Linked DNA regions of Homo sapiens: region 2 is linked to region 1. Evidence: read pairs that join two places in POLR2A ChIA-PET (ENCODE). Cell type or tissue: Caco-2. All regions are shown on one strand. Each heading gives the region's core, and the rest is flanking DNA. Links, peaks and the distances in the headings are about the cores only. Region 1 overlaps RUSC2 (RUN and SH3 domain containing 2). Region 2 overlaps ATOSB (atos homolog B).

The links. ChIA-PET counts read pairs that join two places held together with the same protein. Peaks named below come from ENCODE experiments on the same cell type or tissue, not always from the same donor. Only the 100,000 strongest peaks of a DNase experiment are listed, where the experiment ranks them.
Region 2: POLR2A ChIA-PET joins it to region 1 with 6 read pairs; 3 of 35 experiments call an interaction of 5 or more read pairs at or near these places.

The regions. Positions count from the first base shown.
Region 1 is chr9:35,514,907-35,522,178 of GRCh38, reverse strand. The region is part of intron 1 of RUSC2 (RUN and SH3 domain containing 2); the gene reads right to left. Among named protein-coding and RNA genes, the nearest start is that of RUSC2, 28 kb to the right of the region's middle. In Caco-2, for the core only: no CTCF peak of the experiment used is centred there; DNase peaks (open chromatin) are centred at 3,808 and 5,483.
Region 2 is chr9:35,107,930-35,115,201 of GRCh38, reverse strand. It overlaps ATOSB (atos homolog B), which reads left to right. Exons shown (of 9, transcript NM_025182.4): 2 at 6,465-6,608; 3 at 6,853-7,272. The coding sequence starts at 6,928. Among named protein-coding and RNA genes, the nearest start is that of ATOSB, 4.3 kb to the left of the region's middle. RefSeq lists enhancers at 529-1,358, 5,731-5,875, silencers at 3,310-3,579, 3,640-3,849 and a cis regulatory region at 5,794-5,811. In Caco-2, for the core only: no CTCF peak of the experiment used is centred there; a DNase peak (open chromatin) is centred at 3,471; H3K4me3 peaks cover 809 bases.

The sequences.
Region 1 (7,272 bases), core at 1,175-6,174:
ATAAACTTTGTACACGAATTTGGAAAGTCAGCTACCCTCCACCCTTGCCATGAGATTAGATGGAGGCTCTGAGTTTCCTATAGGACAAGTACTTCTCTGTGAAATGTGTGAGAGAGGCTCAAAGAATTTGGAGATTTCAGAACTGGTGGTAACAGTGATTCCTGTGGGTGTCTAGGACTGAACTGTAAAGAGAGAATAAACAAGTTCTTAGATGCTGAGAGCACCTGGCTATGGCATCAGGAGTCTGATTCCATAAATGGAATAGCAGCCAATGCCCAGGAGGTCATCTGTCTTTCCTCCAAGTAGAGTGTAGCTGCTGCTAGCTGAGGAGGCCACTGTTTCTAACTCGTATCATGTTATTTTGGACTCCAAGTGAGGCCAGACGGCATGCTGGGAGTGTGTTGAAAGGGCCTAGCCTGAAGGGCTGTCCCAGACACACCAGTTGCTGCCTTATTAGGCTTCCTTAATATAGAGTCCTCTTTCGAAGCACAGAACTTGGTTTGCTTTTGGCTTCTCACATATGTTGTAGAAAAGTTCAGCTAAACGTCCACCCCCAAAAGTCAAAGACAAACATTCCAGAAGAGGCTTGGCTCTGAAGTAGAATGGGCTTAGCAGCCTAAAAGGTAAAAGACCCCAGGCGCCCAAGGCTCCAATTCAGTAAATGGAGACTGCAGCATTGGGAAAGTATACCCAGGAAAAGAATAAGCTAGAGCCATTGAACCTCACTGAGCTGAAAGAGTTGCTTTTCTTTATTCCATTAAAATCTGATGATAATAAACCTAGCTTTGCCCCTAGGGTCTCTATGCTCAAAAGGGATTCAATCTAGAAAACAAAAAATTATTTTCTTCTGCTGATCCAGCCAGCAAAAGTATACACCTTTCTCCATTAGGCCAACCATTTGATTCCCTCCTTAGCTCAACTTGTAGCACCTGTTTGGAAGCAGCGGGCTCAATCAGATGACCTCTTAAGGTCCTTTTCAGGTCTAATTATAACCTAAGCCAAATTAAAACCTGGAGCCCAAGGGAAGGTTCCTATGCAGTGTGTTAAAAAAAATGACCTCCTGCATTCCAACATGAATACAAATACACATAAACACACCTATACTCCCAGGTGCCTGGCTTCTAACTGCTAGCTGTAAGTCTCTAGAGACTGGGAATTTGTTGTAAACCCTATTTCTTTTGAGGATGTATTAGGGGGAGAGAGGAAGACTATAGGGAATAAGGAAAGATTTGGTTCCTACCTTGACAGACCGAGTTCTTCAGATGAGGTGATGGAGAGAGCAGCAGTGAGTAAGGCCCACAGGCTAAAGTCTCTCAATGCTAGGTGTAGGTGAGCAGCAAGGGAGCAGGAAGCCACCAAGACCAGAGACAGTGTACGAGGGGTGGATGCTGAAAGCCCCAGCACAGACTGCTTTGCTTGGAGGATGGCCCTCAAGTGTGTATTTGCAGGAGAAAGTTAGCTGGAACAAAAAAGGCCCCTATGCTGCTCTTTGACTGCTCAGTGTGGTCAGTCCTTTGGCTGTGTGGGCAGCCCTCTGGCTATTCCTTTTAGCTCCTGGGCTTCAGGAAGCAAAAATCAAAGTGTACTCTGCTCCCCCACCCCACAGGCAGTGGACTGAAGCACACAGACTAGGAAGCTGCTATCCAATCAGAATGCCCAAAGCTGTAAATAAAAGGCCACATACGCACAGTAAAGTAGGCTATGAGAAGAATCTAGATTGAATTACAGAAGCCAGTTGTGGGGCCAGGGTGGAGGAGGTTGGAAAAAGAGAGGGGTGGGGGAAGCCTAGTTGTCCTTCAAGGAATCTTTTTATTCAAGTACACCCCTCCCTCAGCATGACTGCCAGAACCATCAAAGCCTTGTTCCCCTGGGGAACCAGGTTCCAATCTGGCCATGTTCTCTACAGAGGAGTCATGGTCTGAGACTCCTCAGGCAGAGTCAAAGCCTTTCTCTGGGAGGCATCTCATCTTCCAGGAGGCTTGCCCTGCTAGTCTCTGGAGTCCAGCTCACCATGGACAGTAAGAGCACTGGGACTGGCTCACTCGCAGGTGGCAGCAAAAACCATTTCTGTGTACCAGTAACTATTGCTTTAGTTGTAAGACTAAAGTGAGAGTAACTTATATATTTTTGTTTACTTAAGCCCCCACATTTAAAAAGCAGGTAGCTGAAGCCTGGCCTGGGTCCTGAGTATTCAGCAGCCTAGGTTCTATAATGATTCACAACATGGATTTTGGTGTTAAGACAAGTCTGGGTCCAACTCTGACACATTACTTGCCAGCTGTGGAATTCTGGGTGGTCACTCAACCTCACTAAAACTTCAGCTTCCTCATTTGTAAAACTGTCATATTTTCCCTGAAAAGCTTGAAGTAAAAATAAGTAAGATATTGTACATAAAGTACCCAACACATGGTAGGTGCTTAGTAATAAGTCATTATTATTATTATATCTTTGGCAGATGACCAGTGGAGCTCTTTCCTCTCTCCTGTCCCAATTTCCCAGAAAATCTAAAGTCTTCAGGTCAGGGAAGTGGCAGGCAAAATCTCTTTAAAAGAGCCAAAGGAAATGGAAGGGTCACATTCCTTTTTTTCCTCCCCCACACTAGGACTGAATCAGTCATCCTGTCTGTGGCCATCATACTCTAGGCTGGTAGGCTGGCCCTGGGAGCCTCAAGGCTCTCCAAAACCAAAGATACTAATCCACCGCCAGTGTTACCTGTTGTAGGGCATGCTCCTAGACTGATGGTGCTTCTCCTGGGGCCCCAGATCATATTCCAGTAGGTGAAGGGGAGAGAGTGTGATCCCAAGTTGGCAGGATAGGTTTTGTCCAGGCTGTTGTCTGACCATCACAGCTGCCTGTGAGGCCTATGGGTTAATAATAGCAACTCTGATGCCAATGGATTAAGACAGAACTGTAGGAGGTGTTTATTTTTACGCTCTGGCGTCAGTATCAAGTTCTACTGGTTACTGCCCAAATCTAGGGCAGCTTCCTGCTCCAGGAGTGGCCTCAGGCTTCTCCAGGTTACTAAGTTGGATTCTACGGGAAGCAAGTCTTGTTGAAAACAGTTCAGCATTAAACAGGACAGGGAAGACGAAGGGGAACAAACAGAGCTTTCATATGTCCAGCTGTCTAGTGCCAAACCTCTGGGACCAGATGGACCTCAAGTTGAAAGCTGTTGCTTATAGTACTCTCTTGAGTCAGGTAGGCCCTGTTGTTCTGGACAGGGTACACACATACACACACACAAATTGGCTGCATTGAAATCATCTGAATAAAAACAAAGAAAGACTGCCACTCAACTACCCAGAAGCTCAGCCTTATCAGTCATAAGTCCCAGACTAGGGCACTGAGTGCTGACATTGTAAAGAAAAAGAAAAAGCCTGTTTGGGAGGGTTTTATAGGAATTTGAGACAGAGGATGGGTTAGGCCAGTCCTCAACCGATCTGTATAGTTTTTAGCACGTACATCAAATTCCTTGAAAATCTGCCACCAGAGATTTTTTCCTAGACATGACACACTAGGATAGAAATCTTGTTGGGCCAGGAGCTGTGCCTAGATAATCTCCTGAAAGCTTCTTCATCCCTGCAAGACCTAGAGACTGGGGTCCTAGGGACTTTATACTTTGACTACAGTATCTGGAACTCTGTGGATATCCTGCTAACCTCCCTGAAAGGCAGCTCCTGCCAGAGTGTCTACTTGCCCCATCAGGCAGACAGGAGCATGAGGAGGCTGACAGCTGGAAAGCTGATGTAAATAGATGTAGACTAGCTTACTCTGGAGCCAGGAGCACAGCAGACTGCTGTGGAATGACAAAAATGTACCACACACCAGGTAGGAATGCTGAAGTGCAAACAAAACAGCCGAGCAGCCAAGCACACAGGAACAGTGACTCTGTCATCTTCCTGCAATCCTAGGTCATCATCAGTGACACGACATGTTAATACCTTAAGAAGTCAGGGTGCTGGCAAGAAGACAGGCTGGTGAGGGACTCATTTAATACATTTTTTCCCTGTCATTCAAGGATGATCCACTTGGTCATCAGAACAACAGTGCAGCCTTAGAAACAACCAGATTTGATCACTAGTGATAAAGGAGTTTGATCTTAGCTCCATCTGGAAACTACCCATGCCTAGGATAGTGGCAGGATGCCCAAAGACAGGAACACTGCTTTCATTCTTGGGTTTTCCTCCAACTTGCTGGGTCATCTGGGGCAGAGTACCTGTTCTCTCAAAGCTCCATATTTACCATCTAGTAAAAGGACTAACTGTATCCATCTTCTGGTGTGTGGTAGGAAAAAATATTTGAAAAATAAAAAGAATAAGGGAAATGTAAATGCTGTAGTCTTTAGACTAAAGTATTTCAGAAATATCATGGTCATCCACGCATGCAGGCAGAGCGCCCTGGCCTTCTCCTGTGTCCTCCCTCTTCTAGGGTCACAGTGGCCACATTAGGAAATAGGCCCAGTCTGTGCCCAGAGATGCAGTGCCCTTCTTTCAGGCCTATAATCCCCACCTCTGGTTTGAGGAACAGACGAAATAGGAATATGCTTACCTAGACATAAGGTATTAATTTCCACTAACTTATAATAAGGAATTTAGAAATACATAAGCAAAAGAAACAATTTCACTTACTCCCTTGTCTATCTAGCAGCCACAAAGCTAATTCTCCCCTGTTTGTGGGCCCAGGACACTGATCTGGGGCCTGTATCCCACTGATGTGGCATTCAGCAGCAGGACTCACTGGAACATAGCCTAAAAGGCCTGAGAGAGCAACATTAATGAGGGATGTATTCTACTGCTCAGTCAGAACAAAGGCGATACTGTATTCTAAACCTAACACAAGCCTTCAGTCTTTCTAGCCCAGCGATCCCTGAGTATTGGGTTAGTTTGCCAGGTCTCTGGAACTCCCGAAGAGAACTAGAAATCTATTCTTTGTTGATGGTGACACCTACTTTTTCTGTAAGTCTCTACCCTGGGATTCAAAACAGATGTTCAAACCTCCTGCAGCCTCTGGTGAGACCCACTTCCTTTCAGAGAAGAGGCCTCAAAATCAGGGATCAGCAAACTCTTTCTGTAAATATTTCAGCTTTGTGGGCCATATAGTACTGCCACATCTTTTTAAAATTTTTTTCTTGTAAATTTACAATTTATAATTGTATGTATCTATGGATCACGAAGTGATACTATGATTTATGAATATCATGTGGAATAATTAAATTAAGCTAATTAACATATCCATTGCCTCAAATACTTACCTTCTTTTGGTGAGAATATTTGAAATTTACTTTCTTAGCAATTCCCTTTTAAAAAAACAAACAACAACTCTTTAAAAATGTAAAAGCCATTCTCAGCTTATGAATGAAAACACCCTGGCAGGGACCATAATTTGCTGATTGACTCCTACTCTAGACCTTAAAGGCCTCTCTATGCAAGGTCTGTATCTTAGAATTCTGACCCTGGTGGGCCTGCCTAGAGATCCTCTTTCCACAGGGCTGACACGGTTCTCAGAGGCAACTCCCCTCTGAGGAGTCACTGAGGAATGTGAAGGAAGAATCCTGAGGTTATTTGTATTGGAGCTGACAGACTGGCTAATTTCCCTCACATAAAACACTTCAAAACCATCTATAGAATTTAGCTTATTGCATTATCATTCTGGAGTGTAGAATGAACCATAAACCATCTTTATCTTTCTGTTTCTGCTTAATACTATCCCATACCCCTACAAGGCCTTTTTTTTTCTTTCCCCCAAGTTCCAAATCCACACTTGAATTGGCTCAGGCCTGAACTCACTCCCCATTCTATATGTGGTATGGCTGTGGATAGCAAGGAAACTATCAATAGACAGATGGATTTGGACACAGTAAATATGGATGAGAGGCATGGGGGTAGGGGTGAGCAAAAATTTAGGGCTGACTTTAATCTGGGCACCATCACAAATAGTTACAGGTTCTGTAAACAGGTGGCAAACTGCTATAGAAGCATCCTAAGAATGATATAGAAATGGTTAGGAATCTTTGTAGTTATACCTCCCCACACACCAGAAGCTAGAGGAAACAAATGACTTATTGCTAAAGAGTAATTCTTCTAATATTATTAGCAATTATTTATTATCTACTATGTTACTCACCATGCTAGATGTTTGTCATAAGCGCATTTCTCTTTTTTTTTTTTTTTTTTTTTTTTGAGACAAGAATCTCGCTGTGTCGCTCAGGCTGGAATGTGGTGGCGCAATCTCGGCTCACTACAACCTCTGCCTCCCAGGTTCAAGTGATTCTTGTGCCTCAGCTACCCAAGTAGCTGAGATTAGAGGTGCGCGCCACCATGCCCAGCTAATTTTTGAATTTTTAGTAGAGATGGAGTTTCCCCATGTTGGCCAGGCTGTTCCCAACTTCCTGGCCTCAAGTGATCCTCCCACCTCAGCCTCCCAAAGTGTCGGAATTATAGGTGTGAACCACTGTGTCTGGCCCATAAGTGCATTTCTAATCCTCATGATAACCGTGCAAAGTAGATATTATTATCTCTATTTTACAGTTGAGGAAACTGAGGATCTTGCAGAGATAAACTTTATCTAAGATCACAGACCCAGAAAGTAGAGAAGTTGGGCTTGCAATTTTTGTCTGACTCAATCTAAAGCCCTTGCTCTTTCTACTATAATATACAGCTAATATCCTTGATAGAGAAAAACAATAAGCAAATCCCTTAATTTGGGTCTTGTTTGACTTTGTTTCAAATAGCAGCAATCGATGATGTTAGCTGTGGGCTTGAAAAAAAAAATAGCAGCAATCTGTTGGTCTGCCTTTTTCTATACTCTGAATATTAATGAATGACAAGGTACTAAAAATCACAAGTATGACACTTTTACATGGTAGTGATTCAGGTCAAATGCATACAGCTGTATTCCTACCAAAGCTGGAGACATACATGAGCTAACACTTGTTTACTCTTTACAAGAAAACGGGATTTTTAATGTTAAATCTTTGCCTCGTAGCCAAATAAGTCTCTTTTCAACAGTGGTATATGTGTATCTTTGTGTGAGCTGTTATTTTGTAAACAATTTAGCTGAATTAAATTAGTTCCCCACTTTTCCAGGTCCCAGATTATTAGTTGCCAATCAAATATTTATTCTCCCTTTATCTTTCAAATTAACAGAACCCTGATATTCGGCTAGGTACAATGCTACCCAAGTAAAATTCCACATTTCTCCCTCCCCTGCAAGTAGGGGTGGCCATTTGACCGAGTTATGGTGGAATTGTTGTGTGCAACTTCTGGGTAGTCT
Region 2 (7,272 bases), core at 1,524-6,523, 410 kb after region 1:
TCCTCAGTCTATTTTGGATCTGTCCAGCTGAGACTGGGGTTTCTTCCCTAAGCTGAGGTCCCGGGGGACCCTTCCCCCGCTGGGTTCCTGTCAACCCCCCATCCTAGTTCCTGTTCCTCCCAGAGCCGGCCTTGGTCTCTGTCTCCCCCCTCCCCCGCCCTGCCCTTATGCTCTGGGTGTGCTCATTTCCCACTTCCTTCCTTGCCCCAGGGCCTGGCCTGGCCCTTGCCCATCTAGGAGCTGTGCCCTGCCCGGTACTTTGTTATCAATGACCAGAGACCCTGGTAACCAGCGGCAGGGCTCAGACCCCACCCCCACCACTACCACCCAGGTCTCTCGCATAGATCCCCAAGTGACTGGTAGCCACATTTAACCACTTGCCACAAACAGATTTTCCCCACCCTTATCCTTCTGGGTAGGGAACGCTAGGGCTTCTGTGGGAGGGGGGAAGTGGTGAGGAGTATTGAGGGTCTTCTGTCTGTTTTGAGAGGTGGGCCACGACTGTAAGCTGAACCCAGTAAGGGTTGTGAGGTTCCAGCCACAGCTAGGGGAGGAAGAGGGAGTGGCTCCCCACACTCCAGGCTTGGAAGCACTATCAGAACAGGCTAGGACCTAGTTCTCTTGAGGGCTCCTCTGCTTCCCTGAGGGGATTTGATGGAGTGCTAGAGTTCTTTTTGCCCCTGGGCTGGCTGGGAGAGGGTGGGAAAGGCTTGAGTTCCACACAGTGGCTAAATGAGTGTGACAGTGTTGCTAAAAGGGGCCCCAAGCCAGCCTCCTCACACAACCACCCAGGAGCTGAGAGACTGGCTGGGGAGGGGGGTGGGTCTGCTGAGGACAGACAAAGCCCTGGGGTAGGGTGGGGTAAAAAAGGGCAGGCTGAAGCCTTTTGAGGAGGAGCTGATTGCTATGGCAACACTGCTTCCCAGACAGTCTCTCAGAGAGGGCGGGCCTAGGGCAGACTCTCCAGCTTCCTCAGGACTGGGGCGGTTTGTGTGAGTGGGTGGGGCATGAAGAGAAAGGGCATCAGTTTGCTGTGCTGAGACTGGAGGATATAGCCTTTCTGCTTTGGTACAGGCAGCAGAGCATTCGAATGCCTGGAGCTATCCTCTGATATGGAGATGAGTGAACAACAGTCATTAGAATTGTAGAGCTGCAGAGGCCCTCAGCAGTCATTGTTTATACAAACACCTCATTTTACAGGTTTGGAAATTTATGGCTAAAGAGACTGTGATTCCCCAGATGTCACAGTGAAAGGGCAGAAGATAGGATCCAGATCGCCGGATTGCTGTTCACTCAGCCCAGGGCCTGTTGTTTTCTTCAGTCAATGTTTATTGAACATTGCCAGGGACTAATGTTGGCTCTGGGAATATGAGCATGAACGAAACAAAGTTGCTGCTCTCATGGAGCTTCCATTCTATTAAGGGGAGAAAGAAATTGTGGAGGGGGAGGGAGAAGTCAAGTAGTGATAACCGCTATATAAAAAAAAATAAAGCAGGATAAATTTAGGGCAGGAAGGTAAGGCCTCTTTATTTATTTATTTATTTATTTATTTATTTATTTATTTATTTATTTTTGAGACGGAGTCTCACTCACTCTGTCACCCAGGCTGGAGTGCAGTGGTGCGATCTTGGCTCACTACAACCTCCGCCTCCTGGGTTCAAGTGATTCTCCTGCCTCAGCCTCCTGAGTAGCTGGGATTACAGGTGCGCGCCACCACACTCAGCTAATTTTTGTATTTTTAGTAGAGACGGGGTTTCACCATGTTAGTCAGGCTGGTCTCGAACTCCTGAGCTTGTGATCCGCCCACTTTGGCCTCCCAAAGTGCTGGGATTACAGGCGTGAGCCACCGTACCTGGTGGTAAGTCCTCTTGGTTGTACCCTGCTGCTTTCCCAGGGTACACTGAGGCCTGGAACATCTTTGATCCTTCACCCTGAACTATTGTCCTCTGACCTTTGTAGGTAACCAAGGCCTGGCCTATGGTAGTGGCAGAAAGATAGAATAAGGTGGGGTTGCTAAGGGATTATTTTTTTCCTACAGTGTTCTACGTCTCTGTTTTCCTAGTAAGTTTTTATTAAGGCAAGTAGGCTCTTACATTGATACACTGTAATTTTGACAAGGGCATTGAAAATTTCCTTAACCCTGTTCCTTACACTAGGGAACCGGCAAGGAAGTCAGCCCAAGGGAACTGGGTTCTTATTCAGAGTTTTCCTCTTGAAAAGGGTGGTCTAGGGTGAGGTAAGGAGAAGGGAGCTTAGAGGGACTGTTACTTGCTTGTGTCTCCCAAGTCTAGGACTGAGGGACTAGGGGGAAGAGGAAGGAGCCTCTTTTTACTATCTAGTGATATAACCTCAGGGCCCTGGGGGGTCCACAGCACAGGCAAGGCAGAAACAAGGACCTTGGGCTCTCTGTGGCCTCTGAACTGTAGAAGAATGGACTTTCCCTCTTTGGCTCTGGTGTTTGCCTCCTGCTTCTGTGAAGGACCGGGAGAAAAAGCCTCCTAAGTCCCAAATTATCCGACTTGCTGACAAGTGCAGAGGGCAGGGTAGACAGGACTATTGCTTTTCTTAGTTTACCTCTAGAGTACCCTCTAGAAAGTGTCTTTGAATGCTCAATCCTTGCAAAGGTTTCCATCCTGGTCATTTAAAGAATAGGAGGACAAGGGTTAGGGATGCCGGTTCTGCTGCCATTTGATTTGACTGGGTCTGAACTGGGCTGGGGCCCAGTGACTCAGTGGGAGGGTGGATAGTTTTGAGGGAGCTGTGAGTCATGGGGTTGAGCTCCATCACAAGAGTTGGGCTCATTTCCCCCATTCTGGGCAGAAGCTCTCCTATCCCACTTCCCTGTATGCTCTGTCTCCTTGAACATGGGCCTGTGAGTAGAAAGAGTGCTGGCAGGCTGATCTCAGAAAGGGAGTTCAGAGGCACAAAGAATAATGCTGGTCCCTGAGATTAAAATGTATCCCTATCTTAGGAACCCGTGGGGCTCCTCTAAAGAAGGCAAAAGAACATCAATTTAAGAGTAACAGAGGGAAAAGTACCACTTCTTAACATGGAAGGAGATAGGGTCCCACCTCAGGCCTTTTTCTTCTCTGGCATGGAGGAAGCTTCCTGGGCTTCACTAGTTCTCCAGCTCTGAAGCTTTGGTTTGGAAGGTGGGGAAAGACAAATGGGAGTGAGGTATTTGGGGTCTGGGGTCTGGTATAGACAGCAGGCAGACTTTGAGGGTTGTCAAACCGTATCTTTAAAGCCCTCGGGCTTCCTATTAACCGTCCTGGAAGGAGGAAGGGCGGGGGAGTAGGGCGGAGGGGTAAGATGTGGAAGGCCTACGCCTTTGAAAGGGTTAAATGGCAGGGCAGGGTGTTGCTTTGGACTCCGGCAGCTGTCGGGTTAAGGAGAAGGGCGGAGCGACCTTGGGTAAGCCTACCCCCTTATGGACCAATAGGCGTGTGCCTCTTGGAGGGGGCGTGCCTCGCACTTGAGGTCGCGGGGAGGCTGGCTTCCTATGGACCAATGAGCATGGTCGCTTTCCAGGGAGGGCGTAGCCTGAGGGGGGCGTGGCGGCCGTGGCCGCCGCGGCGCGGGTGGTGGGGCACTGGGCGGGGCGGGCGGCCCCATCAGCTGGTAGGAAATGGCCTGTGAGTCAGAGGGGCAGTGGAGTCGGCGGCGCGGAGCCGGGGCGGCCCCGGGGAGGGACCGTCGCAGGGAGGGGCGCGGCAGCGGCTGGGGGGCTGCGGGCGCCAGGGCCCGCTAGTGTTGCACACGAAGCTGAACAGCGAAGAGCCTAGCAGAGCAGGGCTCAGCCTGAGCCACCCTTTGTCTGGGTTGGGGGCCCGTGGCAGGGAGGACCGGGGAACCAAGGGGAGGGACCGGGACGGGACGGGACGGAAGGGCCCGGAGCAGCGGCCACCTCCGCGGAGCCAATTTGGGAGCGGGGTGAGTGTGCTAGAGGGAAAGAGCAAATCTCCGAAGCTCCAGTATAGTATGGGGCCTGTCCCAGGCTGTGGGGAGGAGAGGAGTGAGAAGGGACCTGGGAGGCTGGGCAGGGGGTAAGGGATCGTCCAGAAGAAGGAGTCCAGGAGTCAGGTGAGTCTGCCTGGCTTAGTTTAGAGAGTCTGCTAAGGTCTGCTCTCTCCCCTCTGAAGATAGAGGGCTCTAGGCTGGGGGCCGAGGGGTTGGTAAGAGAGAAGAAGTCGACCTTCCTACCCACAGTGGTGGTCCGTGGGAACAGCCCCCCTAGCTTGTGTGGATGTATGTAGGGACAAAATAGAGAGCAGCTGGCAGCAGTTCTCTTTGCATAGGATGAGGGTGGAAAGCACATGGATAGGAATTCATCCTGTCACTCTCCTTGATCATGGTAGAAATGGAAATCTTTAATACTGAAGGGAAGGGGAGAATGAGCCTTGAAGCTGATACCTATACCAATACCCACCTCACCCACCTCCCAGGCCTCAAAAGTGTCTAAAGGTACAGACGTATTCTGGGACTTGTTGTTTTTGCTGGCCTTGCTCCCTCAGCATGTTGGGAGCTGTAGTCCTTGCCAGCCACAGCCTGGCACAGCTGTTTGATGCCAGCTGCTGCCCACCCCCTGAACGAAGAGTGAGGCTTGGCCTACTCTGCCCTGCCCCCCTCCCCTGCAGTCCTGCCCCATGAGTCAGCTTGAAGCCATGGTCTAGAGCCAGACTGGCTGGGTGGCAGGGGAGTGAATATAGAGCGTCTTGTTGACAGGGTGGGAACTGAGAGGGCTCTGGGGTTAATAAGCAGATGCCAGGTATGCTGGGGTCAAGTAGGGCATCATGTCATCCCCTGGCTTCCCCAGGGCAAGGGGTCAAGAGGGCAACTGGGATGACCTGGAAGTGGTGGTGCTAGGGAAAAGGCCCCTCCTGAATCTGTATGGCTTGGGTGGAGGAAAGAAGGGTAGAAATTAGTGCAGGTTGTACCTTCTGACAAGGTTGGTTGCAGGTAGGATAGTGCAGGTTGCGATTGGTGTTCTGCCCTTTCCAGCCATCCCGCCCACCACAGGGAACCAGGATTTTCTTAGGGATCCCAATTCTTAGGAGAATTTGGTGAAATGGGATAGTGGGGTACAATGATGGGAACTTGGTGTAGGAGAGCTTTTCAGTCCCTGGGTACAAATCTCTCCTTTCTGCCTGCTCCCCACCCCCACCTCTGTTCCTGATTTTCCCTTGTACAATTAATCTCTCTGCTTCTCTCATCTGGGAAATTTTTCTCTCCACTCTCAGGACTGCTGCTCAGATGTCTGGGACTTGCATTCTACTTTTTTTGAGCCCTGCTGTGTGCTTACCCCTGTACTTGGGGTTGGATGGAGGGGTGGGACACAGATCTGTCCTCAGGAACTCTATGGTCGGTCTAGAAGATGCCTTACCCACAGGAGTGAGCAGAACTGTTAGTGAGCTTACAGGAAGTAGTAACACTGCCATAGGTGAGGTCTCAGAGAAGGGAGAGATGCTTATGGTCTGGGGTGGACAGAGCAGACTTTCTGGAGGAGATGGCATTTGACCTATCCAAGGAGGAAAAGTCTTGGGTAGGCATTCAAAGGGCACTTCTTGAAGGGGAAAGAGCACCGTGAATGTCAGACAGCAAAAGAGAAGGCTGACCCTGGGGGCAGCTGGCTTTCAACTTGACATTCCCCTCACCCTAGTATGGGCTGGAATAGTTAGTGAAGACCATCTTATGCACCCGTGGTTTGGGGTTTTGGTGTTGGGTGTGTGAGCACTGGGGGAGGGGCGTGGAGAGGTACTCCCTAGTTGCTTCCAGCTGACTGACTGCTGCGGCCTTATCTCTAGTTTGCAGGGCCTTGCGGGAGGGCCCTGGAAAGTGCCTTCTGGCAGTGACCCCTTCCCCTTCCCCTTCTTGTTTTTGGTCGGATTTGTTGCCTCTTGTTAAAGAGACAGGCTGCTGGAGGCAATTTGGAGTTCAGGGCTGAAAGGCCAGCTCTGAGCTGACTTGAAATTTGTACCTCTGAGGACCGCTGATGGGGTATAACTGTGTGGGAGACCTCTGCCCTTAGTGCCCTAGGATGGCACTTGTCCCTTTGGAGATAGACATATAAGAAGGAGTTGTGCAATTTGGTGGCTTTGAGTAAGAAAGCTGAATTCTTCCCCTGGCCGCCTCTCAGCTGACACGGTCTCTTGGATCTTGGGGGTCTCTCATCCCTTCCTCCATGTAGGGCAGGAGTCCTCAAATGGTGGCCCTGACAAGTAGTTATTCTACCTCAACTCACTTGTCACATCCTTATTATACTGAGCCAAGACCTGCCTCTTTGACTCCTTAGGTAGCCCAACTCTGCCATCTGTGCCCTGGACCCCAAGCCTACCCTTTCTGTTCCTGAAGAGCCTCTCACATGGGAGAAGGATGTCCTGGAGTGTACTATTAGCCTATAATTGGTGACAGGCCTTACCGCTGGCTCCAGTGATCCTGGCTTACGTCTGTTCTTCTCTCCTCAGGGTCCTGCTGAGCTCAGGAGCTGCACGGAATGGTGGCAGTCACCTTGCCAGTGCAGCAGGCATGGATCAGACTGCAAGCTAGGGGCACGAGGCATCAGTTGGGAAGAGGGGACGCACAGCTAGGCTTGAGGCCTCTTCATCGGGGTAAGTACCAGGGAGAAGAGGGGGAAGTGTGTCCAGTAAGAAGCCTGAGCTAAACCTGTCACCCTCTCAGGAGTTCTGAGAGTGGTCTCTATATTCCATTAGTCCATCCAGGGATTTGTACACATTCATCCTTGGGAACCCATCAAAGTCACCCCTTTAGGCAAGGAGAGGGTCTGAAACTCAGCTGGAAGGAAGAAGACTCATTGATTCCCCTGACCACCTTTTCTTCTCTTCTCTTACACAGATGTCCCCAGGCCCCCCAGCCCAGGCCCAGCATAAAGGCCGTGTTGGGGGGCCCCCCTGACCCAAGGGGGGCTTCATGCGCCACGTGCAGGCGGAGCCGTCTCCATCCTCAGAGCCGGAGGCTGGCCCTTCACAGCCTCCAGTCAGGCAGGGGGCCCTCCAGGGTGGCCTGCTCATGGGCTACAGCCCAGCAGGGGGGGCGACATCCCCCGGGGTCTACCAGGTATCCATCTTTTCCCCTCCGGCTGGTACCTCTGAGCCTCATAGGGCCCTGAAACGACAAGCCCCATCCACTGAGGGTCCCCGGGAGCTGAAGAGAGGCCCTGGGCTGGGGGCCAGAGAGGGACTACCCCCTGAAGAACCATCTACTGTGGGGCTCTTAGGCCCAGAGGGACCGGGGCTGGGACTAGGTGTGGCCAGC